Regions from separate parts of the Homo sapiens genome. Here region 2 is linked to region 1. A link is an interaction called in ENCODE POLR2A ChIA-PET data of the cell type or tissue named here. Cell type or tissue: Caco-2. All regions are shown on one strand.

Evidence for each region. ChIA-PET counts read pairs that join two places held together with the same protein. Peaks named below come from ENCODE experiments on the same cell type or tissue, not always from the same donor. Only the 100,000 strongest peaks of a DNase experiment are listed, where the experiment ranks them.
Region 2: POLR2A ChIA-PET joins it to region 1 with 5 read pairs; 1 of 35 experiments calls an interaction of 5 or more read pairs at or near these places.

What each region holds. Positions count from the first base shown.
Region 1 is chr16:2,008,624-2,011,123 of GRCh38, reverse strand. ZNF598 (zinc finger protein 598, E3 ubiquitin ligase) reads left to right here and starts at 1,303. Exons shown (of 14, transcript NM_178167.5): 1 at 1,303-1,386; 2 at 1,388-1,499; 3 at 1,501-1,600. The coding sequence starts at 1,377. LOC124903626 (a long non-coding RNA gene) reads right to left here and starts at 1,239. Exons shown (of 2, transcript XR_007064941.1): 1 at 1,022-1,239; 2 at 536-816. RefSeq lists enhancers at 945-1,104, 629-1,577 and silencers at 1,185-1,404, 1,495-1,924, 1,935-2,004. In Caco-2, no CTCF peak of the experiment used is centred here; DNase peaks (open chromatin) are centred at 786 and 1,223; H3K4me3 peaks cover 2,020 bases.
Region 2 is chr16:667,029-669,528 of GRCh38, reverse strand. It overlaps WDR90 (WD repeat domain 90), which reads right to left. Exons shown (of 41, transcript NM_145294.5): 41 at 1,699-2,097. The coding sequence ends at 1,940. RHOT2 (ras homolog family member T2) reads right to left here and starts at 1,397. Exons shown (of 19, transcript NM_138769.3): 1 at 1,293-1,397; 2 at 1,118-1,176; 3 at 960-1,041; 4 at 830-873. The coding sequence starts at 1,329. RefSeq lists silencers at 930-1,019, 1,120-1,219, 1,280-1,619 and an enhancer at 1,005-1,686. In Caco-2, a CTCF peak has its summit at 1,531 (motif pointing left); a DNase peak (open chromatin) is centred at 1,438; H3K4me3 peaks cover 1,430 bases.

The DNA.
Region 1 (2,500 bases):
GATCTCGGCTCACTGCAACCTCTGCCTCACGGTTTCAAGAGATTCTACTGCCTCAGGCTGCCGAGTAGCTGGGACTACAGGCACATGTCACCACGCCCGGCTAATTTTTGTATTTTTAGTAGAGATGGGGTTTCACCATTTTGGTCAGGCTTGTCTCCAATTCCTGACCTCAGGTGATCCCAACCTCCCAAAGTGCTGGGATTACAGGCGTGAGCCACCACGCCCGGCCTAAAAATTTTTTTTGTGGAGATGGAGCCTGACTGTGTAGGCCAGGCTGGTCTCAAATTCCCAGGCTCCAGCAATCCGGGCCACCCAGCCTCCCAAACTGCTGGGATTACAGGCTTGAGCCACTGTGCCTGACAGCTTTTTTCAAGTGGCAAAATTGGGGTTTCAAGCCCATTTGTGTCTGTTTCTAAAGTCCAAGTTCACTGGGCATGGATCACTTGAGCCCAGGAGGTTGAGGCCTCAGTGTGCTGTGATCGTACCACTGTGTTACAGCAAGAGCAAGACCCGGTCTCAAATAAAGTAAGTAAAGTTCAGGCTCATTGATACAATTTACTGCCTCTTTTCCAGTAGGGTTTAGATCTGGACCTGCCTTCTGGATGGCAGAGGGAGGGAGGTCCTGAGTGTGCCTGGCCCTCAAGGGTAGGGAGGAGGCCCTGTTACTGCAGCATCCATCCAAACACGTCCTGTGCTGGGCCCAGCGTAAAGAGGACAGGTTCCGTTCGTGCCTTCCAGAGGCCCCTTCTGGGCAGGCCTGGCGAGACTGCCCTGGGCTGCGAGATGGACGTCACCACGTGCTGCCTTTCACGTTGTCTTTCATGTAGGGATTTAAACAGGGCATTAGGGAAGTGGAGGCGGGACCACGCTTGTGTGTGTTCCAAATACCAGAGACCGGTTTCCTAATAAGGTGGCCAGATTTAGCAAATACAAATACGGCAGGTCCACTTAAATGTCAATTTCAGATAAGGAGCAGCATTTTAGTATGAGCCTAGCCCATCAATATTTGGGCTATACTTACACTAAGACATGACCCCTTGTTCATCTGAGATGCAAACCAGTTGTGCCGTGTTTCATCTGACAACGCCAGTTCGTGGAGCCCGGCGAGTGTTGACGTGACACGCGTGGCCCAGAGGAGCCCGGGGCTGGCCGCGTGGCCGCGCGGACCTTCGAGCGGTCGGCTCATGGTAGAGCGGCCTCTATCAGGGCCACCGCTCTAGCCGGCGCCGCGCTGAGGCGGAAGTCGCGACGCGCACTTGCGCCGGGCGGGCCCGTTGCTGGGTGGGGCGGTGACGTTTGCCCGGAAGGGGCGGGCCCGCCGGGAGCCAGGCCGCTCGGCGCCACGACCGGCCGAGAGGGGGGCCGGATCCCGGACCATGGCGGCGGCCGGGGGGCGCCGAGGGGCGGCGCGCGGACATGGAGGCGGAGGCGGCGGCAGCTCCTGAGCGGGGAGGCGGGAGCTGCGTGCTGTGCTGCGGAGACCTGGAGGCCACGGCGCTGGGGCCGCTGCGACCACCCGGTGTGCTACCGCTGCTCTACCAAGATGCGGGTGCTCTGCGAGCAGCGCTACTGCGCCGTGTGCCGCGAGGAGCTGCGCCAGGTGCGGGGCGCCGGGGGCGCGGCCCGGGGGCAGCGGGGCTCCCGGCGACCGGATGGGGACTTTGCCTCACTGAGGTCCGGCCGTGGGCCCGGCGGCGCCGGCTTCCGAGAGAGGCCTGGTGGGGCCACCCAGGGCGGGGTCCCGGCCGTGCGGCTGACGGCGGGGCGTTGGGGCTTGGAGGCCGGAGGCGGCCGAGCGGGTTGCAGGAGGGGGCAAGCCCTGTGGGGACAGCCTGGGGACTTCCCCCGTGTCCCGGGGGTTCCTGCCGGGCCTCAGGAAGGGTCCTGATCAGATGGAGAACTCGGTGACCTGCTCGTCTTCAGGAGTTTATTTTCCAGGGTCCTCCATTCGAGGAAACAAGGCAAGGGGGACTCTGCGGAGGCCATCCGTCCTGGAAGCAGGGCGTCAAACTCTGGGCATTCTCAGCCCAGCTGTGTTTCTGGGCCCCCATTGGATGACCCTGAGCAAACTCCTTCCGAGACTGACGTTTTCCTCTGTGGAGTGGAGGTGACACTAGCCTCGGAAGGAGACCTGCCCGTCGGAGGGGAAGGCCCCCTCGCGCTTCTTGGCGGGAAGGGAGAAAAGTGTTAGGAAGTTGTCCTCCTCCTCGCCGCCGCCCCCCGCCTTTGGCGCTCATCTCCGCAGTGAATGGGAGACGTTTTTGACTGTACAGACTTGGAAGCCGTGGAGGGGTCAGAGGGTACCATGCAGCGTTCCTCCACCCTCACTGCACTGCCAGCTGCTGGCTGTGGGCACCTGGCTGGAGCCCGTTGGTTTGCTGAGCTTAGAGATTTGTTTGCTTCCAGCATTGTGAAATTCCCCCGGTTTGTTCATAGAAGGCTTCGGCTGGTGACATCTGCCAGGAATCTAACTTTCTTCTCCCCAGAAGTGATGCAGAGC
Region 2 (2,500 bases), 1.3 Mb after region 1:
GGTGACAGGGCTGCTGGCTCACCACCGACGACCCTGGCCGTTCCACGCCATCTCGAGGCTCCAGGAGGCCCCAGAAGCTCACAGGTAGCATGGGTGCAGCTCTGAGGCCGGGAAAGCCCAGCCTTCCCTAAAACCTGCCTCCAGCCTGGTGTTGGCAGAGCAGGCACTCCCCAGTGTCACACTGGGAGCTGCTGCTGAACCCTCAGAGAAGCCTCTTCCCCGCCCACTGCCAGTGCAGGGACACCAGGCCCCAGAAGCATAACTGTGGTCAGCAAGACCCTTGGAGCAGAGGGCTCAGGACAGACACGGCCACACCTGCAACCCAACACCCTGCAAGACAGCCGCCGCCTTGGCCCCTGCCTCCCCCCTCGCTACAGACAGAGTGACAGGACCGCAGTGAGGGGTGCCAACAGCAGGGGCTGCCCTGGGTGGCTGTGGCCTGTGCCCTTGCCTGGAGATGTCCCCGGCACACGTGCTCTGGTACTGGGAGCTCCGGGTGCCCGGAGGCCGGGACGGTGGGCTGGAGCACACAGCACGGGGACGTGGCGCACACAGAGCCCACAGGAAGAGCAAACGCTGCTGCCACCCCGGCAGGAGGGAGGGAGAGCCCGCGGGGAAGGGTCCTGTTATCCCTGGAGCACCACTGGACTGAGCGGTGCCGGCTCCCAGCGGGGTGCGCTGTAGGGGCCCCGACAACCCTCAGTGCGGAGGTCACAGAATTATCAGGGCCAAGGACACCCGGAGCACCTCGGTCCAATCCCCCAGGCTGCGAAGCGGATTAGGCCGAGCCCGCGCCCAGCCCCTCCCTCGTCCCGCGCACCACGGGTACCTTGTGGATCTCCTCCCGCAGCTCCTCGTCCGTCTGCTCGGCTTCTAGGGGGACAAAGAGACTCCACTGCGGACCCAGCAGGCCCGCCGGACCGCTGCGGGCCGGGCCCCCGGGAGGCTACGGCCGCTACCTGAGTAGTCCACGATGTGGGTGGGCACCTTCTCCGGGGTGACGTCCGCGGGGATGGTGATCTCCTCCGCGCGGGGAGGGACCTGCAAGGGACCCGCGCGCTCACCAGGGACCCCCGGCTGGGCCCGCTCCCACCCCCGCGGCGGGCGTGCCCCTTACCTCCTCGGGGAACTCCTCGCCCACCAGGGACAGGATCAGCGACGTCTTCCCCACCTGGGCTGCGCGGGGCGAGGCGGTCAGCGCGAGGGCCAAGGTCACGGCGCCCCCCGACCCCCGAGACCCTCACCCCGCCTCACGGCCGCCGCAGCTCCGAGACCCCCGGGCCGGCGCCTACCCTCGCCCAGTAACAGGATGCGCACGTCCCGCCTCATAGCTGCCGCCCGGAGCCGCTCCCCGACCCGGAACCCGGCCCCGACCTGGTCCTCAAGCCTTTCGCTCTGCCCCCGCGCCCGCCCCGCACTTCCGGTTCTCGGCCCCGCGCTGTCCCCACACTTCCGGCCCCGCCCGCACAGCCGCACCAGCGAGCCGGGCGGGCCAGAGCGGACAGGCTGTGCGGCGCGCCACCGTGTGGACGCGCCGGCCACGGCGGACAGCGCAGGGTCCTGGCGCCCTGGCAGGCCGAGCGGCCATTGCTTCACGGCACCACAGGGGCCTTGACAAACAGCCGATTAAGGGACGGGCAGAGGCTGAGCTCAGGCCAGGAGTGACCAGAGACAGCCAGTGCAACAATGCAGCAATAATGCAATAAATGCCCATGTTTATTACAAGATAGAAACATTAAAGATTTCTTAGGCAAAAGGGCAACAGGTATGAAAGTATTCACAGGGCGCCAAATTTACAACAGCTTGCTCCAGGCGATTTACGTGAATCCTGGCCTGTCCCAGCATGAGGCCATTGACAACCTGGCGCCTCTGCCAAGCCTGTGTCCAGGTGCCTGGCATGACCAGGCGTGATGCCCACCACCACAGTCCCTGCTGCATCTCAGAGGCCGGGGACCTCCCACACAAGGATCTCGTTGCGGGCGGCCGTGAAGAGCAGCCTGGCGGACGGTGTAAACCTGCACAGGTGCACTGCGTTGTCGTGGCCGGCAAAGTCTTGGGCAGTCCCCATGGCACAGTCTACCAGCCTCAGCATGCACTCTGTGGGTAGACGGTGCAGGTGGGCCAGGGCCAGGACCAGGCAGCACTCAGAGGGCTCCCCCAACCCACCCAGACTGTCCCCACTGGGCATGATGCTGGTCGGGGGAGCTGGTGCTAAAAGGGCTCCTGGCTGTGCCCTCCACGTGCCACTGGGACTAGGGGGTCCATCACTGCCAGGCTGTCGGCCTGCAGCTGGGCCAGTTCCCTCCTTAAAAGTCGCTGCCACCCGTGCATTCAGGCCCTGTGCTGGGCGCTGTGCCTGGTTCCTCACCTGCCTCATCATCTCCTGACTCCAGGACCCTCTCTAGGGCAGATGTCCTCACCCCACCCCAGAGACGAGGAGCCCGGGGCACAGGTGAGGCACCTGTCTTGGAACAGGGCACCAGTCAGCCCACTTGGCCCC